Regions from separate parts of the Homo sapiens genome. Here region 1 is linked to region 2. The links are chromatin loops, found by intact Hi-C in ENCODE. Cell type or tissue: gastrocnemius medialis. All regions are shown on one strand. Each heading gives the region's core, and the rest is flanking DNA. Links, peaks and the distances in the headings are about the cores only. Region 1 overlaps STEAP3 (STEAP3 metalloreductase). Region 2 overlaps C2orf76 (chromosome 2 open reading frame 76).

Region 1 (11,925 bases), core at 9,402-11,901, 53 kb before region 2:
GAGTAAATGATTTCAGAACTAGGTCATTCATTCACTCATTCACTGAGCACCTACTCTGCCAGGCCCTGGGGCCACAGAAAGGAGTAAGAAAGACACAGACCATCTGGCTCCTCGCCTCAGCTGGTGTGGGGCGGTGTGGAGGCCTGAAGGCTAGAGGCTGGACTCCTGCTCTCCAGCATCGCTGACTGGAACAAAGATCTTGACCTTGAGCAAGTCACAGCCCCTCTTTTGTCCTCGAGGCCCTGATGTGTAGATCAAGCTCTCTCCTAGTGCTAATGTTTTCAATGCTCTTTGACGATATTTTCTTACTGACTTCTACAAAGCACCAGCCCCTTGGCAGGAGGCTCTGCGGGGCTCCCTGGGGACTAGTACAATGTTGCTGCCCAGGACGGGGCAGATCTGCATGGAGGAGCCCACTCCCTCTCCCCTGAGCTGGCAGGTATTTCCAGCAGCAGTGGGAAAGACGGGGACGGTGCCCACTACCCCCCAGGGTAAAAGACACACCACTGCTCCCTCCCTCCCCTGCCACCCTTCAACTGCCTTTGTCTAAATTCTCTGCCCTGCCAAGGCTCTCCCTGATATTCTGTTAACCCAATTCTGCCCTGATGCAAATACCAGGGCACAGAGGGGCGCATGCAAGGTAATTTTCCCCGTGTCCCAAAAATCTTTAGGGCTGCAGGCCCTGGTGAGGTTGCCAGGCAACCATCCCTCCCGCAGGACGAGATCAGTCAGAGACACCGAAGGCCTCTCATGCAAAGGGGCTTAAACTTGTTCTGCAGAGTTCTTAAGGGCAAAACCAGGGCTGATGTGGTTATGTCGGGGTGGGTGGTCGGAGGGAGGCAGGGGCTTGACACACAGCAGCCCAGATACGGGGAGGTGCCCAAGCCTGGGCACATCCAAGCAGATTCTGGATGGTCCATGGTAAGCCATGCCCGCGGTTCTGGGCCTGGGCACCTGAGGCTGTTCTGCCTTCAGCCCCAAACAGCAGGGACTCCTGGGTGGCTCAGGCTTGATGTGTGGCTTCTGCTGCCAGCCCATGGGCACCTCACCACAGGGTCCCCACATGGCCACTCACCACCCCAACTGCCCACTAGGCCCTTGGGTCAAGGGAGCACATTAGTCTAGGCACAAGAAACTCCTCCAAGATTTCCTTACAGCCCTGAGTCTGCAGATTAGGAGGCAAAGGTGTATGCCAGCTGTAGAGAAAACCTTTGAGACCATGTTTACAGACAGTATTATTACCAACAATAACCGATATTTGTACAGGGCATTTGGATTTGCTTGTGTATTTCCCTGGAAATACACATTTCAACATCAAACTCAAAGATCAAGATCAAAGAAATGTTTAACCTGCACACTGTTCTCCTGTTACCTTCACCCCGTTCTCCTATTACCTTCACCCCAAGCTACATCTGCACATGGCTGGCACAGGATGGTCTGAAACTCTCATCTGACCATGTCACTGCTGAAAAGATCCAGTGACCCCAGTGTCCTTGGGATAATGGTAGAACCCTCACTATGCAGCTAGACTCCCTCCGCAGCCTCATCTCCCCTTCTCCTGTGACGTGTCAACACTTGGGTCCCATACTGTCCTCTAAATGGGCAGAGCTCATTCCTCTCGGCTTGGAACGCCCACCCCAGGACACCTTGACAGCTTGCAAACTCCTATTCCTCCTTCAAAACCCTACCTCTGTTAAGCTCCCCCAGACTATCCCCTTACTTCCCCATACCTGCCTCTGTAATCTGTTGCATTTTGTAAATACTTTTTTATTATTTTTCTTACACACTACTTCATACCCGACTCAGAGGTCCATGACTGGGTCTTCTACACCTTGGGGTCCATGGTTCCTAACACAGGTTCACAGTGCATGCTCACTGAGTGACTGATTTTTAAATTGGCCACCACAGAGCCAATATCAGGCATCTTAAGAGGAGTGCACGTAGAGCTTGGAGCAAGAACTAGTCTAACTGCCTTGCTGCCACTAAGAACAACAGCCATTTATTACATTAAGTGCCCACTGTGTGCCTGTTCCATGCTACTCATTCCACAAACGTAATGCTTTTAGTCCTGCAGTAACACAGCAAGATACAATGATGCTATGAGCCAGGAAAGGGACTGCCCAGGGTCTCATGACTGCCCACCAGTGGCAGAGTCAGCGTCAGAATCCAGGCCTATGGTCTCTATGCCCCAAGGTTGCCCTTCCACACCCTGCCACCCCCTCCTCCTCTGAGTCTGGCAGGCAGTGAGTTGGTACCACTCTCTTCCCATCCATCACCCACTATGAAGACATGGAGAGGGGCTAATGCTGCAGCCTCACTGGTCCTTCAGCGTCTGACCTGCAACCTAGAGGGAAATCCCACACCTGAATGCTGTCTTTCCATCTCTTGTTGATGAACACTCTCCTTGGCCTTCTCAAGGAGAAGGTGGTGAACTTGATCATCTCTAAACATAGAGACTTACTTACTAGGGGAGCTGTTACATCTGCGTTCCAGTTAGCCATGTGTGCCACTGGTCACCAGGGAGCTCTGAGCACAACACTGTGGTTTAATAGGCTGGCTGAGAATCTCATGGACTCCTAAGGCTGGCTTAGGTTCTGTCCTCATGCGGGTCTTTGCCATCCACTGCTCCCTAGCCCACCTCATCCCTCCCTTCCCAGCGTCACTGCAGACTGGAAATGTTAGAGGAAAAAAACAAGGCATTTTACAAGCCAATGTGGTATACGTGTGTGTAATCATCCAAACTCTGACTTGTGACATTAACTGCCTGATCTTCCCGAGGCGCAGAGAGGAATGACTAATGAAGCAGAGTTAAAGAACAAACAACTTCCAGCGAGGAGATGACTTACTCAATTCATGCTGTGAGGTGTGAGTAAGACTTCTCTGGGCAGAGGTACGGAGGAGACCTCTCTGCCCTCTGCACGCCTTTCCAGCTAATGGTGACTTCAACCACAGCAGGCACATAAGCAAAATCAAGAGAATTTCAGACATGACCTCATCCAAACCTCCTAGGTAGAGAAACTGAGGCCCAGAGACAGTCTTGCCAGAGTCACATGCCACTGGTGGTCAGGACAAGAGGCTGGGTCCCTAGACTCCTGGTCCCTTAGTGGCTTAAAGTCACCAAAGTGAGCCAGGCCTGCCCTAAAATAGAACAGAGCCAATCATTTTTCACAGATTGCAGGAAAAGCACTCAATGGATGGCATTTTCTCTGTTTCTTTAAACTTTCTCTTATAAGCTGTACAACCATTTTGCTCAGCCCAGTGGATTCACTTTTAATATTTTATGTGGTAACTGAGCTCGTGTTTTTTTTTTTCTGCTGAAATTGTTTCTCAAAAAACCTGTATGAGTCATTCTGTTTTGAGAGGCTGCCTATTAAAGTGTAGTCACATCTTCTAATGGAAATACTGTTCCTTGTTCTGCTGACATTATAGAATAAAAGTACCAGCATTTCACAGTGTTTCACAGAGAACACCTTGACTTCCAGGAACTCTGCTACCCGGTCTAGTTGCACCTTGATAAAAGTTCTTCCTCATGAGGGCACTATGCGAGTGAGTGTTGGCTGGGCTAGGAGGGGGCTCAGTGGCAAGGTGGGGAGAGAAGGGTCAGAAATCTCCAGGTTCATAGGGGCTCCCCAATTTATATGTCCTGGAACTTGGTGGGGGGGCCCAGATCTCTGTGAGGGCAGGGTAAGGGCAGGTATCTTTATTTTCTGTAGCCCAGGGCCTGGCACACAGTAGGTGCTTCGTAAGTGGTCACTGAACTGCTTGGTGAATGGCCGTCAGTCTCTCTTGCCTGGCAAAGTTGAGCCAAGGCTGTGTGCCTCAGGCAGAAGTAGAGAACTGGGTAGGAAGAGGGGAGGCTGAGAGCTTTGGGTCGGGGAGTGTTGGGGGCTCAGTGTCTGTATGTGTCTTTGTATGTCCTGAGTGTGAGCCAGTGATGGGGGCAGTGTGGGGCTCCAGGAAGACAGAGGGCTCAGGGTGAGACAGGCTGGGAAGGGAAGCAGCCAGTAAGGTGTGAGCTCATTGGCTGAGGGGATTCAGAGCTAGGAGAGCTCCTCTCTCCTGTCCTGGGATTCTGGGGCCGGAAAACCGTGAGACGGAGCCATGCTTAAGGGCTGTATTTCTGGTTGACTCCTTACTCTGCTGATGTGACTGTTCTGATTGGCTGCCCCGGGGCAGATATGTGAAAGCCCCAGGAGCCCCGGTCATTGGCACCAGGCTGAGTGGGTCCTGATCCCAGCTCTGCATCTGTTAGCTACATGTGACCTTGGGAAAGTGATTTGATCTTTGTGCCTCATTTCCTCCATCTCTAAAATGGGCTAATAGTGATCTCTACTTTGTGGGGTGGTTTTGAGGATTCGATGAGTTAATGCCTGAGAAACGCTTATCACAGAGCCAGGTAGCGTCAGGTGCAGTGTGAGCGCCCGCCGTCTTGTCTTTCTTGTGTCCTTCATCATTGCCCTCCCGGGGCACCAGCCTTTGCCACAGTGTTCATGGTTTTCCTTCCATCCATGTCAGGTCTTGGCCAACAAGAGCCACCTCTGGGTGGAGGAGGAGGTCTGGCGGATGGAGATCTACCTCTCCCTGGGAGTGCTGGCCCTCGGCACGTTGTCCCTGCTGGCCGTGACCTCACTGCCGTCCATTGCAAACTCGCTCAACTGGAGGGAGTTCAGCTTCGTTCAGGTAAAGTAGTCTCTAGTCTGCCAGCCAGCTTCAGCGTGGCCCTGGCCCACCTCTCATGAGTAAGTGCTCTGCCTTTGAGAACTGCCTGGGCTCTGATCATCTGCACAGCAGGACCACTCGGTGAGATGCCAGGCCTTCCTGACCCAGAGGGCCCATCCAAGCCTCTTGATAGGGGCTGCCTGCTACAAGCTTAACCTCCCAACACATGAGGAAGCCAGACACAGGCATGTGAAAAAATTACAGACCAGGACACTGAGCCCTGGGTCCACCATTCTCAAGCTTCTAGAATTCTTGAGCTTTCCAAACAAAATTGAATGACATGAAGTCATTGGACATTTTGCTGGTCTAGGTAGGAGTCATCATCTACCTAGACATCCATCTAGGTAGGAGTCTAGGGAGTGAGCGAGCCTAGCCCACCACCCTCCACCCCTCATCTCAACCTGGCTCTGTTGTTCCCCTTAACCCCTTGATTCATGCAGCGTGGATGAGACACAAGCATTAGGACCCCAGTTTATAGGGGATGCGACACAGCTTTTTCCCAAGGATGCCATTCCTATGAAAAAATCCAGAAAAAGGAGGTCTGTCATCAGATGAATTTGAGAAAAGATTTACTTCCCCCTAAGAGATCACAATGCACTTTGGCACATCAAAGATTCGAATAACATCTACAACAAACAAACCTTTGTTAATCAGACTTATTGGAGTGTTAGCACCCTCCCCCTCCTTTTTTCCAAATAACAGCTATCAGCACTCCACAAGCTGGGCGCTGTGGCATGTGGCTGGGATCCCAGCTACTAACAGAGGCTGAGGTGGGAGAATCACTTGAGCTTGAGCGATTCTTCCAGGAGTTAGAAGTTCAAGTGTCCAGCCTGGACATCATAGCAAGACCTTGCCTCTTAAAAAAAAAAAAATACTCCACAGAACATACTCTGGGAAATGCTGCTAGTGGCAAAAGTTTCTTTTTGCATTTGTTCATTCAACAAACATTTATTGAGCACTTACTGCAGGCCAGGCATCCTGCTAGGCCTGTGATGCAATAGAGAACAAGACAGGCAGAGCCATCTTTCCATGATAAAGGAAACGGAGGCAGGGACATTGTTTACATTTCTTTGGCATCTCCCACTGTTCTCCACACAGAATCTGCGGTCAGTGTTGGCGGATTAACTCCTCCCCTCCCATGAGTGGGAGCTGACTAATGCTGTATCCTGCCATTGTAACAGGGCAGAGAACAGCCATCCTATCCACCCCCACTATCAACAGAAATCTGTGCAGGGAGGACGTGGTACAGGACTCAGGGACAGTGACAGCGTAATGCTCTTACGTAATCCAAATTAATTGCTCCTGACCAGGGATGCTTCACATCCATTGGAACAACACAGAGTTGTAGCCGTGTGTTTTTTAAAGTGTGTCTGCCTCTGAATCTCCCTGGCTCTGCTCATCTCAGAAGGTCCCTGGAGGAGGGCTCATGGCTGACACATGTTAGCATACGAGAAGGGGAAGAATTTTATTTATCTGCCACTAATCCCCATGTGTCTCATACCCAAATCTAGGATTTTCCTCTTCCCACCTGGAGTATCCGGCGTGCATGGTTTATCCACAATTAAAGCAGACTGCAGGCTGCTCCCCTCACCAGAAAGCCGCTCCCTTAAGCAGCCATAGATTACATGCCCTGGCTCTGCCTGCCAGAGAAAGCCGGTGGATTTGATTTTGTTAGCAAGAGCTGACTGAGACCCTAGCAGCTGCATTCTACTTTACATATTAAAGAGTGGAAATACAAATAGGACAGTCCTTTTGCCACTGCAAGAGCAGGGGGGGTTAGGTGGGTAGAAAGGCAGGATTTTACTTGTGGAAATCAGTGCCTGCCTTCCATCCACAAAAACCAGATGTCAATATGGAGGAGGCACATGTCAGCGGCGCCTGGGAAGCCTGAGTTCCAGCTTTCCCTCCCCACAACCCTGCTCTGTAACTGTGGGCAGAGCATGTCTGCTCCAAGAGCCTCAGTTTACACCCCTGAAAAATGGAGTTAATGCCTTACAGGGATTTTATGAGCCACAGTAAGAGATTATGTGTGAAAGAAAAATAAAAAGCATTTTGCTATTATTCTTAGGGTATCTGGCCACATTTCCATTATCTCTGACTAAGGTACCAACCACCGATTTCTGAGTTCAGTAGGAGACAGTGAGACAGAGGCCAAGGAACCCCAACCCTGGGCCTAAAAGTGGTCCAGTCAGTGTTTGCAAACTGGCGGACACTCACTAGTGGGTCATGCAATTGATTCCATGGATCACAAGCAGCATTTTAAAAATGAAATAAAATAGAATGACAAAGAAAACAGTGGAGTGTTTTGCATGGTGTCGGGATACTTTTTCAGTTATATGGAATTGCTAGTTTTATTTGCAAATGTAGCATACCTCGTTGTCTACCGGACAGCAGAGTAAAACATGGTTCTTACTGTGAGTCCCTGTCAAATAGGCTGAAGCCAGAGCCCTCTTGGAGAAACAGAGATAACCCAGGCCTGCCTCCCATCCGTGGACTCAGATGCTGAGGGATGGCTCTGGCAATCTATTTTTGCAGCTCCCTAAGTGACTGATAGGTGCGCATGCCGCAGTGTGTGGCAACTTCCAGTGCAGGAAACACAGGCAGTGGAACCCGAAGACCTGAATCTCAGTCCCAAGACCCCCACTTACCTGCCCCGCATCATCAGACAAGTTTCCTAGGCCCTCGGAGCTTCTGCTGCTCACTTGTGCCTGTGTCCACCCCATATGGTCATCAAGAGGATTTGAGCTGGACACGTTAAATGCAGGATGCGTGCAGCCAACAGTGGCATGCTGGCTTTTGAGGTAAGCTGCAACCTTCTCCTTTAAAGTTAGCGTGGCTAGTGAGAAGTTACCTGAGCCCCATCACCCTCCCCTACACACATGTCCACAGCAGACACCAGGCTATGGGGACAGCCATGGTTCTTGAGGGGCCTTGGCTGACCCCTAGATCTGTAATGCTTTTGTTACCGGAAAAGGGTCCCGATCCAGACCCCAAGAGAGGGTTATTGGACCTCACGCGAGAAAGAATTCAGGACCTGTCCATAGAGTAAAGTGAAAGCAAGTTTATTAAGAAAGCAAAGGAATAAAAGAATGGCTACTCCATAGTCAGAGCAGCGGCATGGCTGCTCAGCTGCTTATACTTATTGTTACTTCTTGATTATATGCTGAACGAGGGGTGGATTATTCATGAGTTTTCCAGGAAAGGGATGGCAATTCCCAGAACTAAGGGTTCCTTACCTTTTTAGACCATATAGGGTAACTTCCTGACATTGCCATGGCATTTGTAAACTGACATGGCGCTAGTGGGAGTGTTTTTTAACATGCGAATGCATTATAATTAGTGTATAATGAGCAACGAGGTCACTCTCGTTGCCATGTTGGTTTTGGTGCTTTTGGCTGGCTTCTTTACTGCAAGCTGTTTTATCAGCAAGGTATTTATGACCTGTATCCTGAGCCGACCTCCTATGTCATCCCGTGACTAGCAACGTTTAACCTCCTGGGAATGCAGCCCAGTAGGTCTCAGCCTCATTTTACCCAGCCCCCCATTCAGGTGAAGTCTCTCTGGTTTGAACACCTCAGACACTTCGTTTAGCTAAAAACCATTGAAACAGTGTATTGATTCCACAAAGAGGTGACTTGTGCTTGCATTTATCCTTTTGTTCCCAAATCTGTTTTCAAAGTTTTACATGTTGTTTTGTGTTCCTTTGGGTATTTTTTTTTTTTTTTTTTTTTTTTTTTTGAGACGGAGTCTCACTCCGTCACCCAGGCTGGAGTGCAGTGGCACAATCTCGGCTCACTGCAACCTCTGCCTCCCGGGTTCATGCCATTCTCCTGCCTCAGCCTCCCAAGTAGCTGGGACTACAGGCGCCCGGCACCACACCTGGCTAATTTTTTTTTTTTTTTTTTTTTGTATTTTTAGTAGAGATGGGGTTTCACCGTGTTAGGCAGGATGGTCTCAATCTCCTGACCTCATGATCCGCCTGCCTCGGCCTTCCAAAGTGCTGGGATTATAGGCGTGAGCCACCGCACCCAGCCTTCCTTTGGTATTTTTTTGTTATTGTTTTGGTTTGGTTTGGGTTGTGCTAAGTGTTTCAATTCAGCCAGTTTTAACTGGCTGTTAGATATTAGACTGCAAAATACTCCAGTCAGAGCAGCTCACCTGCGCAGAAAAATGAGGGTTCAGCTTTTAGAACCTAAGTTCTTTCCCAGAGTTAGAGGAACTGCCTGTGACCTTGCCCACTCCAGCCACCTGCCTGAAATAATGACAAGACCAGCCTGACCCCAGCTTCATGAGCAATTGTCCAAAGCCCCTTTGTGCCGTAGTAATTGAGCACCAGCAGGAGCTACAACGACCTGGCTGTTTCTTTTTTGCTAACAAGCTTACGTATAATAAAAATGGCTCTAGCTTGGGGATCTTATTAATCGCCTCATGACAATCCCTCTCCTTTTGGGCTTCTTTGGGTTCTGGGATTTTTAAATTGTTCCCAAGGAGAGTTTTTGGGAAACAAACTCCCTGGAATCATGCAGGCTTCCCACTGGGACAGGAAAGTCAAAGGCCCTTTGTTATTGGCTGGCCTTTGGCTGTCAGCCCTTGCTATGAACCACTGGCCTGAGGCTGGAACTTCCTGCTGTCTGCACCATGGGATTTTGAATGGCACAAGAATGAGGCTATATGAACAGGAGGAGCTGACTGCCACTGGTGGGCCTGGGAGCAGCGTCTCCACACTGTCCCTGTGCAGAGCCCAGAGTGCCCAGCAAAATTCATCACTCTCCAGATCAGGGGCTGGGGACAGTGGCCCACACAGACCAAACACTGGAGCTACAGGGCATGTCACCCGAGGGAGATGCAAAGACCTCACTGGGGCTACTAAGGCTGGCTTTCCAGGCCTGGATGGGCTCCCATTGCTGCACCTCCTGGGAAAGCCCACGACACAGAGGTGGGCGCCAAAAGGCTCTCAGTGGGGCTTTGTCTAAGGAACAGATAGGTCCAGGTCTTCCTCAGGCAAGTGACCTGAGCAGAGGGGCCCGTGTGGACTTTTCACCCTGAAGCTAGAAGGGTGTGGTGACGACAGTCTCCTAAATGAGTGGCTTTAGTCCTAGCTGCCCATCAGCCTCATCCGCCGAACCTTAAAAAACAACAGATGCCCCGCCCCAAACCAACTTAATCTGAATTTCTGGAAGTGGGGTTTGGGCACTAGTATTTTACCCAAGCTCCCCGGGTGATTCTAATGTGTAGCAAGGTTTGAAAACCACAGTCTAAAAGCCACAGACTGTTAAACTCTTGGGGATAAAGGGCATCACCCAGCCATCTTGGCAACACCAATAAGTCCACAATGAGGAGGGGTGGGAGGGCCCACAGTTAGTTAGGGCTGGGCACCTGGCTGGGGAACATCAGGGTGATTGACTTCAAGACTTACTCTTTTTTTTTTTTTTCTTTTTTTTTGAGACGGAATTTCACTCTTGTTGCCCAGGCTGGAGTGCAATGGCGTGATTTTGGCTCACTGCAACATCCACCTCCTGGGTTCAAGCGAGTAGCTGGGATTACAGGCATGCGCCACCACACCTGGCTAATTTTGTATTTTTAGTAGAGACGGGGACGGGGTTTATCCATGTCGGTCAGGCTGGTCTTGAACTCCCAACCTCAGGTGATCTGCCCGCCTCGGCCTCCCAAAGTGCTGGGATTACAGGCGTGAGCCACCGCACCCAGCCAAGACTTATTCTTGATGGTCAGTGCTGGGGACTTTTTTAACCACAGTCTTCCACACTAAGAGATTAGAATTTAGAAAAGTTGGGGTGGCTCAGAAGTTGCAGGGGATTTGGAATTCTTGACAGACACTTCTGGAAGTGGCAAGGATTTGCTTATGTGCAACTGACAGTCAAGGAGTCTTCTCTTTGGGAGGTGACCACATTAAAATGATAGGAATTCACTGTGGGTGACAGCATAAAGCCAATCGTGGCTTCCTCACTCTTCGTGGTGAGCCAGAAGTTGTTAAAGACTGGGCCAAGAAGATTCCAAAAATGGACACAAAGCCAAGAAGAACCAGAGAGGGTGAGGAAGGATAGAGAAGGTTTTATTTGGTTATTTTACTTGGGCCCAAGAATGTTGAACGTGAGAACCTGTCTGTGAAATTGTAGTGTGCAGCCATTGGAAAATGTTTATTATTATCTTTAGCAAAAGCTTTACAAGCAATTCTCCCACACCATGTTCTTTCACTCACTGACGTTCACTGTCCTGGTGTCTGTCCTGGAGCAGGAAATGAAGGGACACACACACACACACACCAGGGAGGAGCAAGAACGGGGCCCAATGTGGAATCAGACCCACTTAGAAACACTTCTGAGGGGAGTGCAAATGAGAAGCGTCTGTCAGCCGAGGCTCTGGATTGATGCCAACAAGCTGGGCTAGAAGGGAATCCAGGAGGCTCAGTCCATGCAGACCACCCAGAGGTCTCAGTGTGCCGCCACACTTAAATTACACCCTCGCAATGTCTCCTTGGAGAAAATGCATATGTGTTCATTGCTTGATGGGTCATCGCTATTTCCATCCCTGTGTAATAGACGTGGGAGGTCTCTCCCAAAGCTCTCAGTGGCTCACCAGTGCTAGCAGAATTCAGTCAGAGCACCCCTGTGCCACGACTCCCTCGCTCTCGGTGCCCTCTGCTGTGTCACTTGCCTGCCCTGTCTAGGGGACTAGATGGAGGCTACTGCAACTACTCAGCGCTTCCCCCTCTGACTTTAGCTTTGGAAATTACTTATCTCCCACTGAAGTTGATTAAGTCGCCTGCCCAGGGTTCATATCAGTTGAACCAGCACCAACAGTAGAACCTGCATCTCTTCCTTCGTGGTCCACGAGAACTCGTACATGCCAAGAGGCTGGAGTCATAGAGCAGCACTTCCCAGCCATTTTCACATTGCATCTCTTACAGAAAGTCATGCTTTGGGTGGTGGATCAGCCACTCTCGGCTGGAAGTGACCCACAAAAGCCCACACATTGTTCAAGGGGTGTGAAGCTCCATTGTAAAATGGCCGGGACCATTTCCATTTAGAGTTGGGATGGTCTCTTCTCCCAACGGTCACTAATCTCCTCCAGATGGAAGAGTAGGCCCAGCGGGGTTTCCACCCGGGTTGTTTATAACCCAGTGTGGGGTGGGAGGTGAAGGTCTAGCATGCACAGAGGGCATCTGTGTGGTGTTCTGGGGCTTTCTAT
Region 2 (16,746 bases), core at 5,472-7,971:
AATGAAAGAGAGAAAATAACACTTAAAAAAAAAAGCTTACATGTAAATTTATTACTTAGGGGAATTAGCCCATAAAACTACAATTGCTGACAAAAAATTATAAGTAACATTTCTAGGTAAAAGTCTCTTCTTGCTTCTACTGATCAAATCTTTTTGAAGTACGTATTTTCGTACTGGGTCCACAAGCAAAAACTCCACTGACGTCAGGTGTAGAATGTTCCACGGGGATCTGCAGTGCAGATAAAAAGCCAAAGGATGAACTAGAGAATTTCTCCCTGAGAAAAGAAATCTTCAAACACCTTTTTTTCCCCTAATTTCCCCACTTGCAGCCTTTCTTTTCCTTTCATGACTACTGCAGAAAAGTCCTAACGATAAATTTGTTACCCTGGCATTATTCCCATGGCAACTGGCTGTGATAGCAGTGACAGCTCTACAGCAAGATCAAGCAGTGAAAAGGGAGACAGAGATGACTTCGAATTTTTCTCTTAAACCTCTTAAAAATCTAACCAGACACGGCACTGAGGGAGGGAAAATTCCCTAGAAAAATCACATATTTCAGGCCAGGCACAATGACTCACGCCTATAATCCCAGCACTTTGGGAGGCTGAGGTGGGCAGATCACTTGAAGTCAGGAGTTCAAGACCAGCCTGGCCAACGTGGTGAAACCCCGTCTCTACTAAAAATACAAAAATTAGCTGGGCGTGGTGGCACATGCCTGTAATCCCAGCTACTCAGAGGCTGAGGCAGGAGAATCACTTGAACCTGGGAGGCGGAGGTTGCAGTGAGCCGAGATCGTGCCACTGCACTCTAGCCTGGGCGACAGAGAGAGACTCTGTCTTAAAAAAAAAAAAAAAAATCACATTTCAAGTATCATTTTCACAACTCAATTCTCACTAGAATTTTTTGTTGCTCTCCAGGTACCCTCATCTCCTTCCCCAGGTATAACCTCAGCTTGTCCCCAAGAGCATAGCAACACCACTCTAGATAACAAAGAGAAAATCGCTCCCTGCAGGGACCCAAATCACCCCGAGCCCAGGGTTGCTGGCTTGCCGGAGTTCGGAGTTAGGAGTTCGGAGGGCAGTTTGGAGTCCTCACAACACCCTGAAATGAGTGGAGAATCTGGGAAAATAATCTGACTCTGATCCAGGACCAATAGCCTTAAAGTAAGAGGACAAAAAGAGGGATTTGCTTCTCACCTTTACAGATGGTTCATTACATAAGTCAGTTTGAAATTAATCACAACAAGACCAACAACTCAATATTTTAGTAAAGTCAAAACTTGCCAACTGCCTTCTCCAGGACAGTTTCCAAACAAAGCAGTTGTTCCTGAGGGCCTTTTACACACATCACTCCGGATGCCTTCATTGTTTTACACAACCTTTATGACAACCTTCTAGAATAGGTTTCATTATTCTGTTTTTACAGAAAACAAAATAGAGTTTCAGAGAGGATAAGAGGCTTACAGAAAGCAAGCAAAGCACACAGCCTTCATTCTAACCGATTTTCCCCAACTTCATGGGTTTATACTTTTAAAAAAAATTCGTCCTTTAATTACAAGGAATACATGTAAACTGTAGAAAAATTTTTAAATCACCATAAAAGCAATTAGATAATACAGAAAAGAAAGAAGAATATCAATTACTGGCAATGCCAGCACCTCAAGAAACCATTTCTATAATTTTGGCGTATGATCTTTTCTCCATATACGCATAAACAATAATCTTACATGTATACTTTAAACATTTTAAAACAATAATGGGGTCGGGCACAGTGGCTCATGCCTGTAATCCCAGCACTTTGGGAGGCCAAGGCAGGTGGAAAACCGAGGTCAGGAGTTCGAGACCAGCCTGGCCAATATGGCAAAACCCGGTCTCTACTAAAAAATACAAAAATTAGCTGGGCATGGTGGTGCACACCCATAATCCCAGCTACTCAGGAGGCTGAGGCAGGAGACTTGCTTAAACCCAGGAGGTGGAGGCTGCAGTGAGCTGAGATTGTGCCACTGCACTCCAGCCTGGGCGACAGAGCAAGACTCTGGTCTCAAAACAAAAACAAAAACAAAAAAACCCAAACAATAATGGTATCACACAGTATGTTCTATTTCTATTCAATAAATCAAGCTCTACATCAGTGCTTCACATACAGGGAAGGTCAGGGCTAACCCCACCACCCTTCTGAAGACTTAGCACAACCTCACAGCTTGTCCCTGTTGGCTTAGAAACAAGTACCATTGAAATTCAAACTTGAGAAAGTCTTATTGGTCAAACCGACCCACAGAAAATTCAAGGTCATATTCATTCCCGACGGTGGTATAAGAGTATCCATTTTCCTACACCTTGAACTCCCTTGGACAATGCCACTTTTTCATGTCTGCTAATCTTATAACAATTGCTGCTGTCCAAGGTCACCCAGACAGTAAAAGACAGAATCAGGTTTTGGACCCAAGCACTCTGGCTCTGGACTCTGTTATTTTCATAGAGATGAGCATGCTAATTGTTGTGCAGGCTAATCTAGAGCTCCTGGCCTCAGGCGATCCACTAGCCTGGCATCCCAAACTGCTAGGATTACAAGCATGAGCCACTGCACCTGGCCCCAGACTAGAGTCTTAACACTAGACTCTACTACATAAAACAGTATCTATGTACTCATTTCTAATAAGTACTCATTCTCTCCTAATAAGGTGGAGCTATTTTTTATGTGTGAGTTATTTCTTCTATCAATAGAATTTTTCTTTTTCATAGTAATTACAAGGGCTCTTTATAAAGTCAGGCTAGTAACTTTTCTTTTTTTCTCTTTTTCTTTTTTTTTTTTTTTTTTTTTTTTTTGAGATAGAGTCTCACTCTGTTGCCCAGGCTGGAGTGCTGTGCTGGAGTGCAGTGGTATGATCTCAGCTCACTGCACCCTCTACCTTCCAGGTTCAAGCCGTTCTCGTGCCTTAGCCTCCCAAGTAGCTGGGATTACAGGCGTGTGCCACCACACCTGGCTAATTTTTGTATTTTTAGTGAAGATGGGATTTCACCATATTGGCCAAGCTGGTCTCGAATTCCTGACCTCAAGTGATCCTCCCCGCCTTAGCCTCCCAAAGTGCTGGGATTATAGGCATGAGCCACCATGCCCGACCCCAGGCTAATAACTTTTTATCTGTTGTATATGCTGCAGATATTTTTCAAAGTTTATTGTTTCTCCTTTAACTGTGTTTACAGTTTTTAGTTTATAGGTAGTCAAATTTATCACTTCTCCCCCTTTATGGCTTCTGTCTTTGAGCTCATGCTTGGAAAACTCTTCTCCTTCCCAAGATTATGAAATTATTGAACTACACTTTCTTTTTAAAAAATTTTTTTACATTATAACATTTAACCCATCTACAATTTATTTTGTAATAAAAACAGAGATGAGATACGAGTTTGAATTTTATTTTCCTGAATGCTTTGGCAATGGGCTTGACATAATTTTCTGGCTAAATCATTCTTTCCTCACTTATTTGAAATGTCAACTTTATCATCCTGTGAAATATTACCCTTTTTTTCATTTTTGGATTCTCCAGTGTTTTCCATGGAGCTGTCTGTCAACACCCCCATTAATATCAGTCTGTAATATTCATTATGCTTTATGCTTTAACAACAAGCAGGGCTACCTTATGGGTGCTACATGCCCCAATCACAAAGGTGCCACCTGCTACAATAATATAATAGCATTTAAAGAAACAAATGCCAAATTTAAAATCATTCTTCAAAATAACAACCTTACATATTCATAACATGGAAAGACAAGAATATTCTAGCAAATATTGTAGACATCAACACAGAAATCAAGTCTAAGATTTCACAACATGGTATTTAAGATCCTATTTAACTCAGAAGATCTATGTCAGGAATTCATGCTCATCACGTGAATCAATCAGAAGTAAATTCCTGATACAAGTGATTAAAGTAACTCAAAATAATACTTGTCAAAAAAAAAATTCAGGCTCCCAATGTGCACCTCACTAACCGTGTTCCTTAACAAGTGCATATAAATAATTATGAACAATGTGAGGCCGAGGCAGGCAGATCGCCTGAGGTTAGAAATTCGAGACCAGTCTGGCCAATATAGTGAAACCCTGTCTCTACTAAAAAAATACAAAAATTAGCCAAGCGTGCTGGTGCACACCTGTGGTCCCACCTACTCAGGAAGCTGAGGCAGGAGAATCGCTTGAACCCGGGAGATGGAGGTTGCAGTGAGCCGAGACTGCACCACTGCACTACAGCCTGGGCGACAGAGTGAGACTCTGTCTCAAAAAATAAATAAATTAATAAATAATTAAGAAGAAGCATGGCTTGTGACACTGCATCCGTCACCAACCGCAGAGGTGTGTGAGGGGCACACTGCCTTTAACCACTCAGACCTCCCTGACAATCTCCACTCCCTCTCCTGCCAGATCAGCTTTAGGTGTACATATACGTAGAATAACAGTGACATCTAATGGTCACAAAACATGTCACATAACATTTATTTAGAATAAAACCACATGCACATTCTAGGCTGGAAGGCCCAATCAGGTACTTTTCAGCTGCACACACCAGGTTCCTATTTTAAATTCCATGCCTTGGTGGGCCCTGAGTGATTCGGAAGACTATCAAAAACCACACTGCATGTGATACCAACAATGCGTTTCATTATTCCTCATTAGTTCTTACTATGTCCATTTCTCTCCAACCATCGGCTCAAGTGACAATGATAAGAGTAAGTAGACGTGGTACTTACAACCCGTCACTTAAAATGACCCTCAGGAGAATTCTGAGCATACCTTCTGAAAACAGCCATTTGCATTCTGCATATTTGGAGAGCAGACACCTACTGTCCTCAGCCAAGAGATCGGAATGCACATCATTCTCATCCTCCTCCTCTGAACAGTTACCGGGCAGTGTCAGGGGGACCAAGGACAGCATTTACTTTCCAGTGAGTTATCCAAATACCATCAGCCAGGCCTCAGGATAGGCCGGCAGAGGTCCCCCTCCAGCAACACAAGGCCCCCTTCCTCACCGATTCCAGCTGCTTTCAGAGTGCTGTCTTCTTTCAGCAGGAGTCTTTCGTCATCTTCCAAACTCAACACAAGTTCATTTGTCTAAAAAAAAAAAAGAAAATCTGCATTTTATCAGTACTTACATGGGTTTGTTTGGTGAGACTTCTCAAAGACACAGAGTTGTAACTCTGAGCACAGCAATAATCTAAGTAGATTCCACTGCCCTGGCCGTAATGAGGGCAGTGAACAGAGGCACAGTGAGGTCCTGCCGAGCTCACGCACCACATAAAGCAGTGGGGACAGTTCTGTGGCATGGGCGTGAAGTCAGATCAGGATGCAAATCCAGACTCCACCAGCACCCAGCTGTGTGTTCTCAACAAGCTACACAACCTCTCTAGGACTCGATTTCCTCATTGGTAGAAAAGGGGAGGAGAGGCCCCTTCCTCATCACCTGTGGTAAGGGTGACAGGATGGGGCATATAAACCCTCAGCAGTGCCGGCCGCAGGGTGAGCACTCTCTCTTAGCTGTCACTGTTCTTTTGCTGCATCATCATCATCATCTTCTGCCATCCTCACCTGGTCAGCGACAGAGCTGAGCTTCCAGCTCTGGCCAGTCCGACTTCTGAGAGAAGCAAGTATACTTCCTTTTTTCGTTTTGTTTTTCGAGACAGGGTCTCACTCTGTCACCTAGGCTGGAGTGCAGTGGCGTGATTATGGCTCACTACAACCTCAGTCTCCAAGGCTCAAGCAATCCTCCCATCTCCAGCCTCCTGAGTAGCTGGGACTGCATACATGTGCCGCCAAGCCTGGCTAATTTTTTTTATTTTTAGTAGAGACGGGGTCTCACTATCTTGCCCAGGCTCGTCTCAAACTCCTGAGGTCAAGTGATCCTCTGACCTTGGCCTCCCAAAATACTGGTATTACAGGCATGAGCCACCACACCTGGCCACAAGTATACTTCAAACGGCCAGAAGTCCACATATCTAAAAACCTTGCCCAAGCTAAAAAACATCTGGTTCCATGTCACATTAATTGGAATATTTCTCTATGTGATTTGGGGTGGGGGTAAATGAGAGTGCTCTCCAGTGATATTTACAAATCCAGTGAGACTCATAAATACAAGTGAAAATTTAAACTTGCTATTGACTGGGTGCGGTGGCTCATGCCTGTAATCCCAGCACTTTGGCAGGCCGAGGCAGGCAGATCACAAGGTCAGGAGATCGAGACCATCCTGGCTAACATGGTAAAACCCCGTCTCTATTAAAAATACAAAAAAATTAGCCGGGAGCGGTGGCAGGTGCCTGTAGTCCCAGCTACTCAGGAGGCTGAGGCAGGAGAATGGCATGAACCTGGGAGGCAGAGCTTACAGTGAGCTGATATTGCACTACTGCGCTCCAGCCTGGGCGACAGAGCAAGACTCCATTCAAAAAAAAAAAAAAAAAAGTTGCTATCTGCCCCTAAATAGCACAAAGAGATAACCACTAGTGGCACACAGCACTACTTGTCAACCAGAACACACCTGTTTAGCAACATATTCTATTTGTAGAATACAGCTGAGACAGAGAGTCAACAGAAAGGCCTCTCAGCAGCCAAATCAGAAGCCCAAGCCACGCAGGGTTTATGGACCTCATTCACTGCAGAGCACAGGGGCTTAAAACTCCAGAGCATACAGATTAAAAGAAAAAATACTTTACTCAAAAAATCATTTTAGAATAGGTAATACAGTCTGTAATCCCAGCACTTTGGGAGGCCAAGGCAAGAGGACTGTTTGAGCCCAGGAGTTTGAGACCAGCCTGAGCAAGATAGCAAGACCCGATCTCTACAAAAAAAAAAAGTTTTATTTAATTAGCTGGGTGTGGTGGCACACATCTATACTACTAGATACTCAGGAGGCTGAAGCAGGAGGATATCTTGATCCTGGGAGGTAGAGGTTGCAGTGAGCTGTGTTCATGCCACTGCACTCCAGCCTGAGCAACAGAGTGAGATTGTGTCTCAAAAAAACAAAAAACAAAGAATAAGTAATATCTACTCATTATACAAAGTTCTCCAAGCATATATGAATAGAAAGTGAAAAGTCAGTCTCCTTCCAATCCCCATCCACCAGCTATCTAGTTCTCCAGAGAGGACTGGGACCACTGAGAGGACCTGTTTCCCACACCCTCCCAACACAGTATATTAGCAAAGCCTTCTGATCCTTGCCAATCTGACAGGTGTGGATTAAGTATAGTCTTAATTTGTATTTTATTATGCTTAAAGTTCTGAATATTTTCTATTTTTTAATGGAATTGTAGGCTAATTTTTCCAATAGAATTGTAGAGTCTAGAGCATCTTCACATGCTAAGGAAATTCGGCCTTTTCTGTAAGTTAGAAAAATTTCCCCCACTTTTCATTTGTTCCTTGCTTTTCTCAGTGGTTTTTTTTTTTTTTTTTTTTTTTACATAGAAGGTGTTAAATGAATTTTCGTGGAATAAATAAGTTAGTGAATGAAGTAAAATGTATCAATCTCATATCGTTTCTCAGTTTTCTGTCATATTTAGAAAGCCCTTCTTCACGCCAAGATTTTTTAAATTCCCTGTTCTCTTCAAATATTTTTAAGAATTTCATTTTTTGAATTTTTCATCGTGGAGAATTTCAAATATACAATAGATACAGAATAGTGTAATAAACCCCCTGCCCTGTACCCAGGACCCAACTTGAACAAATTATCAAGTCATGTTCCATCTGTTTCATCTCTATCCTCATCTATGGGTTTAATTTTTTAATCCAAGGGGTATTTATTTTGGCATAAAGAAAAATACATGGATTCAACTTAGCTGTTTTTTAGATGTTTATGCAGTTATTCAAATACTATTTATTGAGTCCTCCATCTTTTCTTTACAAACTTGAAATGCCATATTTACTATACATTCAATTTCCATATTTGGAAATATTGGGGTCTATTTTGGAACTTTTAATTCTGTGCCCTTAAACTACCAGTTCATGTGACAGTGCCATACTGTTCTAATTACTATCGTTTTATAACATGTCTTATATGTTAGAGCTAATTACTCTCATTTCTCTTTTTCAAAATTCTCCTGATTATTCTTATTTTTTACATACTGATTTTAAAATCAGCTTATTTAGTTTACATATAAACACAAGTATTGTATTTTATTGGGGCAGCATTAAATATGTAAATTAAGAGAGAACTGATTTTACGCTGTTGTATCTTCCTATCCAAAATATCCTAAGCATTTCTATTTAAGTCTTATTTTGGAACTCTCATAGCAGGTTTTGTTTTGTTGTTAAGTTGAAGTACAGTTTCACACAATGAAACGCACAGATCTTGAGAGGAGTTCACTTTAATGGGTCTGAAAAATTAATCGCAGAGTTTAGATGCGTATTTTCAAGTGTGTGTGTGGTGAGGGGTGAGGAAGGACAGCAGCATTTTAAGTTTTCTTTTTAAAGACCTTGCACATTTCTTATAAAGTTTGTTCCAGGATATGACTTCCACACATAAAATGGAAATTAAAGTTTTTATTTCAATCTTAATAGAAATTATTCCGACTTTATAAACACACCACTGATTACCATCCATAATACACACACACATACACACACACACACACAGAGGAGGCTCGGGTGGGAAGGTATCCAGTCAGTCTTTTTATTGTGGGAATGGGAAGAAATTTCTGAGGATATGTAGTAACTGCAATTAGGAAAGTCTCTAAGCCCAGAAAATTAGGGAAATGGGGAAAATGCCTTTTATGAATGAGTTCATTAAGACAAAGGAATTATTTAGAAGTCTCTCCTTTCAGCTGACGAAGGAGATTAAAATTACAGCTGAGTTGGAACACTAACAGGCCAAGCCAGCAATGCCACAGGCCCCGCAGATGGGGAATAGAAAATGAAAGGACAACAATAACTTGGAAATGAGAAAAATGACTGTGAACTGGATAAGGCACAAATGAGGACATGTGGATGAAGTTTCTCTGAAGTTTTAAAACCGTATCTGTGAAAATATATTGAACTCTTCCCTTAGAAAAGTTGAAGCAGAAACTTGCAGAACCATCCCCAGGGCATCTTAACTAGCATTGTTATGATTTGGATCAAAGTTCATAAAGCCAGATTCCAGAAGCACTCTGAGTGACTTAATTGTTTTGGGAGTCCTCCCTTAAACAAATACATTGTTCAACTGGAAAAACAAGCCCTAATTTTATAACTAGAACCTGCCAGTGTGAAACATATGTCTTAAATATAAGTAACAATTCTAAGATTGTTTTGTCTTCCGATGACAGGATAATTTCCAGATTTTTTAAATGTTATAATACTGATAATTTGAACATGATGAACTATGTCTCCACTAAGATAAAGGAATAATTTACTACTTACTCCTTTTTGGCAACATGAGCATATGAAAAGCCAAATGATGTAGAACATGCAGCAATGAATGGAGAATGGGGACTTGCTTTGCTTTACAACCTTTTTGAAGAGCGTATTGTTTTATTTTAACTTTATTTTATATTTGTATTTGTATTTTAGATGTATATAATACACAAAAATATAGAACATTACCTATTCTCTACATTTTAGGAATGAGGTTGAAAACATTCCTGTCCCAGAGGAGAGAAATTGGACGAAGTCCAAATATGGTGGCCACACATTCTAGTACCAATCAAAAGGGCAGATTCCATACCACAGCCCCAGACACGTGTGAGCATGACATTTTGAGGCATTTCACAATGGATATTGTAAAACTGGCATATACAATCCTTGGTATAAAAAATAAAGTTACTAGAAGGAACCAAGCCTACTAAACCCTTGACTTTTGCTCAGTGAAACTGATTTTGGACTTCTGACCTCCAGAATTGTAGGAGAATAAATGTGTGTTGTTTTAAGCCACAAAAATATTTTTTAAATAACATAAATTTTAAAACACAGTTACTAATCAATGGTCAACAGACATAGCCTCATGCCATTTTCTTGTGATCTGTGATACGCATTTATCTGAAAGGTGATTGAGTGTATGGAGTGCATCTACGACTACAGAAGACAATGAAATAAAATGAATTAATAAATACTTCATTCAAAAATTGTTATGGAAAAACTCCTATGAGCCAGGCACTGTGCTAGGTATTGGGATATGACAAATAATATCTTATTCTTGAGTAGTTTATATAATACAGGAAGATTACTGCTTTAATGAGGACTCTATGGAAGGCCAGAGATTAAAGAAAAAAAGATCACTCTGCTCTGTCTGTATGATAAACAAATCTTTGACTGTGGCTTCATAAAAACGTTACTCTAAAAAAGTAAAAAAACAGAAATATAAACACACAACAAACCCATAAATAAACAGCTCTCTTTGGGAAAGGTAAGACAACTTCAGGATTGCAGGCCATGGCCTTGGTGGAGCTAAAAGGTGTGTTCCCAGAGCCACAGTTCTGTGCCTTCTCTTATACACAGCAAGAATCAAATTAGAACAAGTGAATTATTTGTGTCTGCATCTGGCCCTTTTGTTCTGGTACAGAATTAAGAAAATCAAAGACACTGGATTGCCAGATAATAAGCAGTTTCTTTTATCTGTAAATTGAATTTACTTTTCCAAGTTTTATGCTTATTTTATGTTAAATATGTGCTTGATAAACAAAATATGGTATACTTTTTTTAATTAACACTTTTTTAAAAAGGACCTACTACTAACAGGGAAATAGCTTATTTTTCTTCAATGAAAAAGCTAAGGCAGTAAAAAGGGTACCTACAAAATAAAAAGCGCTATTATAATGGGAAATATTTTAGATGTACATGTATTCATTCACTTATTCACAAATTCAACCAACATTGATTACTTGCTATGTGCCAGATACTGTACCTGTGGAACATACCTTTGATTTATGTGCTTGATGAATAATCTTTAGTGCATCTGAAAGAAAAAAGCAAGTTATCTTTTTACACAGTTTATTCTAAACTTCTTTTCAAATTATTAAAATGGGTGGAGGGTGGCTACGAAATTGAGAAATGTAAGTCCTTGTTTTATAACCAGACTCATTTAGAAATATACTATACAGCAAAAGAAAAATTACTTCTGTAGATCATTAAAACTGAAGTAAAAGATCTTTATCTTTTAAAGCCTTGGTCTTTGACACACAGCAGTGTGTGTGTCAGAACTTTTTGTCAACTCAGCACATTTTTTCTTAGAATGGAAGACAAGCAAATCAGATTACTGTACCTTGTTTTTTTGGAGTCAATACAGAACAGGATTAGCAAATAATGTAAAAAAAAAAGTCTTAAAATAGACATTAGCAAATGCAGTTCAAAAAAATCTATTCAGATGAGATATAATGACAAGAGAGCAAATGATGATACAGGTGTTGCCACTCTCAGTATTCAAACACTGTATCTAGGACCACCGGGAATCTGAGCAAGGCTGCTAATGCCCCAGGAATATCACTATCTGTCTCTTGGTTTGCAAATACTGCACAGGCTCACACCATTTCATCTGCTCTATTCAAACCCAACTTCACTCCTTAATTTGTTTATCTTGAAGTCAGGCTACACTGTGCACTTCCAGTAAGTAATTTCTCCACACTTGGGTAAAATTCGAACTCAGCAACAATCAGCCCTTAATTACATAATCTACACAGCCATTCAACAGGTTGAAATTCAGAAAGTTTCCGATTCTTCACTCGTTTTTATTTAAACATTTAATGAATGCATTATGATTACAGTGTATTATTGAATAAACTCCCAAACTTAAACTAAAACTCATTCCTATCAATCACGTTGTAACAAGGAATTCCAACAGTGACAGGAAATGAAAGGATCTATTTTTAAAACAGACCTTATTTAACTATGTTCTCATAATACACAATAAGGTGGCTATCTAGATAAGAACTAGCACTCTGAATTTGCCCATTATTTTAAATAGTCAACTTTCAGTTATCTATTGCAATTTTTTTTTTTTTTTGAGACGGAGTCTTGCTCTGTCGCCTTGGCTGCAGTACAGCAGCATGATCTCAGCTCACTACAAGCTCCACCTCCCAAGTTCAAGCAATTCGCCTGCCTCAGCCTCCCGAGCAGCTGGGATTACAGGCTCCCACCACCACACCTAGCTAATTTTTGCATTTTTAGTAAAGACAGGGTTTCACCATGTTGGCTAGGTCTCGAACTCCTGACCTCAGGTGATCTGCCCTCCTCAGCTTCCAAAGTGCTGGGATTACAGGCATGATCCACTGCATCTGGCCTTGTAATTTTTTATACAAGGTCAACATAATCCTCAGTAACTCTGTATTCCTAAGAAATAAAAATAAATCTAACCTAAGTAAAATATGCATATTAGGGATGTAAATAAACCATAATTGCTAAAAATAAGCTTAAAATGTGTGTAAGAAAATAAACAAAGTTGACTTTCAGCTTATCTAGTATTCCAAATTACCTATCATGTCCTTTTTCTTACTATAGATATGTTTATTATTTGAGACAAGTGAGAGAAGCCAATAGTATTTTTAAAATAACAGGAGCTCAAAGTCTGTTGCAATCAACCTGCAAAACTATAGTCTGACCTTACTAAATATTAATCCTGTTCTATATATTTTGCTAATGAGCCTTTAAACTAGAAATCCTGCTGCTCTAATAGGTTTGGCAAACACACAATTAAACGGCTACATATTTTAGCAGAAAAAGAAATGTTTTGAAGAGAAGTTTTTGCCAGATTTTTCTCTCCAACAGAAAGGGGTGTGACCTGAGGAGTGGGTAAGAAAGGAGAAATGACAAACCAGCAGAGAGATGTATTACTGTCCCTTTCTGTGTTGAATAAGCTGCTTCCCTTGTTCTTGCTTCTTTCAAATAATCCTCATAATTATCACAAACAATACCTGTGGGCATTGTTTTCTTAATACAAATTCCTTGAGGAAAGCAACCTCATAAAAATATCATCTTGTATTTGTGGAGCATCACACACAGCTTTATGAAACAGAGAGGGATGAGCAGCCCACACTGTACAACAACTACATTCTTGTGTGCCCTCATGGGTCATGTCTAGGCGATAGGGATTTAAGATAAGTAGCATGCGTGGTAAATCAATAATAGATGTGGATGCCAATTAAATGGGAGGAGGGCTCTGAGATATCTCAGGCTCTTGGTGGCAGAGAGAATCAGCCCTTTGCCAAAGGGTAGGGAGACAGTGACTGGCAAAACTGAAATCTGACTCCACACTCTTTCCACTCCCGAATACCTAACAAAGTGCCCTGTCCCGCAGACCGTGAGGTGGCAGTCCCGGATGACAATGACAGGTGAAAATAACACTGCAGCCTTTCTTGTTCAACAGAAAGCAGAAGATTGTTAAACAGCCAAGTTCAGACAAAGCCACTTGAAGTCTATCAAAACTCGAGTGGTTCTATAATTTCTTCACAAATAAATGTATTCATTTTTTCTGCCAATTCATCTGAATAGTATAGAAATACTAGGGCAGAAGGAAGTTAATAAGATAGAATAGTCTAAAAGGTACATTATCTACCACAATAATGCTTAGCAACTTGGATATTCTAACGCTTTCATTATCTAAAATTTCTTTCAAAAGAACTTACATGGAACACAGCTTTGCACATAGACATATAGATACACACATACACACACACCATGAAAAAAGGAAACCATATGTAACTATTCTAATTTAAAATGGCATCTGTAAGTTGATTCAAGTTTAAGGCTATATTTCAAGACATTATACTTTGAAAGCCTTGAAAGCCACAATTGAGAAGTTTCATATTTACCTTAATCATCCTTTTTATTCCTTTATCTTATTCAATATTGAGTATGTAAATTCTTTAAGCCCAATAAATCAAAGTACTTTCCACTCAGTGCCTTCAACTTCTGCTTCACTACCCCTTATAACCTCACAATTAGTTTCTGGATATTAAAATGCATACACACGGCGAAGATTGTGATTTCAAAGGATTTTAGGTCATAAGTTGTTCTATCAAATGAGAACAGAATGAAAAGCCACTCCAAAAAAAAATCTAAGGTAATAAAAAATTTATACTTTAAAATGTCTGCACCAATTAAGAGAAATATTTATTAGGTGCATCATACCTTTCAAATGAAGTCTCAAATTCAAAGTTTGGTGAGTGTCACTCTGCTGAAGGTTAATAACTGTGCCATCTTTATAACAAATAATGAATGACAACATCTAGCTTCTTACCTTATTACTCCATTTTTAAATCATCAATTGTAACACATAAAACTACTATATAACATGCTCAAATTATTGGCATTTAAAATGTTAAATCCCTTCTTTTAATTCTTAGTCTTCAATCATTTTTCCTTTTCTAATTACCTGGCAGAGAAACTCGTTTTAAACACAGTTTTGGCAAACATGCTACTCTTTGCAAATACGCCACTTCCTTACTATTACAATTCATTTCAGCAATATACTAGCATTCCTGTATTTCTAAATAAACTTCCAAATTGGTTTTTATTTACAGATAGTCATTTTTGAAAACAAAATTTAAGTTTGTAACAAACTAATGCAAAATTGTATTTATATATATTTTAAAAGAATAAAAAAATGGTTACCATATTTATAATTTCTGAATGGTGGTGGCAGGTTGGTCCTTAAAGGGATATCTACAAGAGAAAGATTATTTTTTTACACAATAAGCAAATAGACACTCATAGAATATGCACAGTCTTTTGGTTCTATTCTTTTCTATCTACAGACTAAGTTACCTTGAAAAACCTGACAGAACACAGAATAAATACATCACCGAAATCCAAGGGCCATCTATATTAGTCCATTCTCATACCACTATAAAGAAATACCCAAGACTAGGTAATCTATTAAAAAAAATGTTTAATGGACTGGGGAGGCCTCACAATCATGGCAGGTGAAAGAGGAGCAAAGGCACATCTAACATGGCGCCAGGCAAGAGGGTCTGTGCATGGGAACTGCCCTTTATAAAACCATCAGATCTCACGACACTTATTCACTACCGTAAGAACAGCATGGGAAAAACCCACCCCCATGATTCAATTCTCTCCCACCAGGTCCCTCCCCTGACAGGTGGGGATTATGGGAGCTACAATGCAAGATGAGATTTGGGTAGGGATACGGCCAAAGCATATCACCATCTAAAATATTAGAGCTATTGACAAGATGTTGAGTTGTTACTATCTGAACTAAGACTTCAGTAACACTATTAAAAGAATGTTTAATTTCATTAGACAACAGTATCTATGTATAGTTAAAATATATACTAATACACTTGTGTGAGACATATATATATATATATAGCTGATGTTTGTTTAGCATATGAATCTGAGAGCCCCTTATGGGTCTTTGGCCATTAGTGGAAACCAATGATCTAGAACAATCTTATTACTCCACCAAAATTCATATAACCAACAAAATAACTCCTCTAACTCCTCAAAGACAACAAAACACAGTAAATATTCTTTTAAAAACATATTCCAAATGCCAGTACTAATTTTAATTAATATCTGCTGGTACAACACCTAACAGAGAAATGTGTGTATATATGTGTATATATATATATATCTCAAAATTACATATGCACATACTCCTTGACCTAGCCATTCCACTTCAGAATCAATGAGTGAATGAACGAATTTATTGATTAACTGATTGACACAGGGTCTCATTTTGCTGCCCAGACTGGAGTGTAGTGGAACAAACATGGCTCACTGCAGCCTCGACCTCCCAGACTCAAGTGATCCCCCTGCATCAACCCCCCAAGTAGCTGGGATTACAGGTGCATGCCACCGCACCCAGCAATTTTTTGTATTTTTTTGTGGAGATGGGGTTTTGTCATGTTGCCCAGGCTGGTCTCAAACTCCTGAACTTAAGCAATCTGCCCACCTTGGCCTCCCAAAGTGCTGGGATTACAGGCATGAGCTACTATGCCCAGCCGGAAATTTATTATCATAGAACTATACTACACACGAGTGTGTGTAAAATGACATTCATAGAAGGGTATTAACTGCAGCATTGCTCACAGCAGCAAATGTTAGGAAAAGTCCAAATGTCCTTCAATTAGGTACTCGTTAAGTAAATCATAATATGCCCAAACAATGAAAAATACTTTTCAACTGTTAAAAGAAAAAGAAGGAAGCTCTCTACTAACATGATAAGATCTTCAAGTTACATCAAGGCTAAAGAGATATGAGAGAACATTATTTTTAGGAAGCTACCTTTTGAGTAAAAAGGGGGTAAAATGAGAATTTATGGTGGGATTTGCTTGTACTTGCTGAGTGGGGGGTGGGGAGGGCAGGGGGGTGCTGCACTGGTCAGACAGAGACCAGAAGGGTAAAGGAGACTTTTCACTATATTCCTTTCCACATTTTGATCTTAAAACCACATGAATGTGTTACCTACTAAAGAAAAGTAAAACAAACAAAAAATATCCACGTATCTAAATTAGGAAATGTGAAGGTTTTTGAGACAGGGTCTTGCTCTGTTGCCCAGGCTAGAGTGCAGGGATGTGATTATACTCACAGTAGCCTTGACCTCCTGGGCCCAAGCGATCCTCCCACCTCAGCCTCCCAAGTAGCTGGGACTACAGGCGCTCAGCACCATGCCCATAGTCCCGGCATTTTTTTTTTTTTTAATAGACAGGTTTCACTAGGTTGCCCAGGCTGATCTAAAATTCCTGGGCTCAAGCAATCCTCTCACCTCGCCCCGAAAGTGCTGGGATTACAGGCATGAGCCACTACACCTGGTCAGGAAATGTGGGTTTTTTTAAAATGCT

The links. A loop is a pair of places that touch in the nucleus more often than their neighbours do. Peaks named below come from ENCODE experiments on the same cell type or tissue, not always from the same donor. Only the 100,000 strongest peaks of a DNase experiment are listed, where the experiment ranks them.
Region 1: a loop joins it to region 2, with 6 times the contacts of the local background. A loop is called at or near these places in 2 of 110 quality-filtered maps.

The regions. Positions count from the first base shown.
Region 1 is chr2:119,250,169-119,262,093 of GRCh38, forward strand. STEAP3 (STEAP3 metalloreductase) reads left to right here. Exons shown (of 6, transcript NM_182915.3): 5 at 4,516-4,680. Among named protein-coding and RNA genes, the nearest start is that of STEAP3-AS1, 7.1 kb to the left of the region's middle. RefSeq lists enhancers at 4,243-5,186, 5,512-6,378, 9,248-10,021. In gastrocnemius medialis, for the core only: no CTCF peak of the experiment used is centred there; no DNase peak of the experiment used is centred there.
Region 2 is chr2:119,306,600-119,323,345 of GRCh38, forward strand. It overlaps C2orf76 (chromosome 2 open reading frame 76), which reads right to left. Exons shown (of 6, transcript NM_001322331.2): 3 at 14,555-14,605; 4 at 10,867-10,904; 5 at 5,023-5,104. Among named protein-coding and RNA genes, the nearest start is that of C2orf76, 52 kb to the right of the region's middle. RefSeq lists enhancers at 734-1,235, 6,673-6,772 and a silencer at 5,359-5,418. In gastrocnemius medialis, for the core only: no CTCF peak of the experiment used is centred there; a DNase peak (open chromatin) is centred at 6,472; H3K27ac peaks cover 1,952 bases.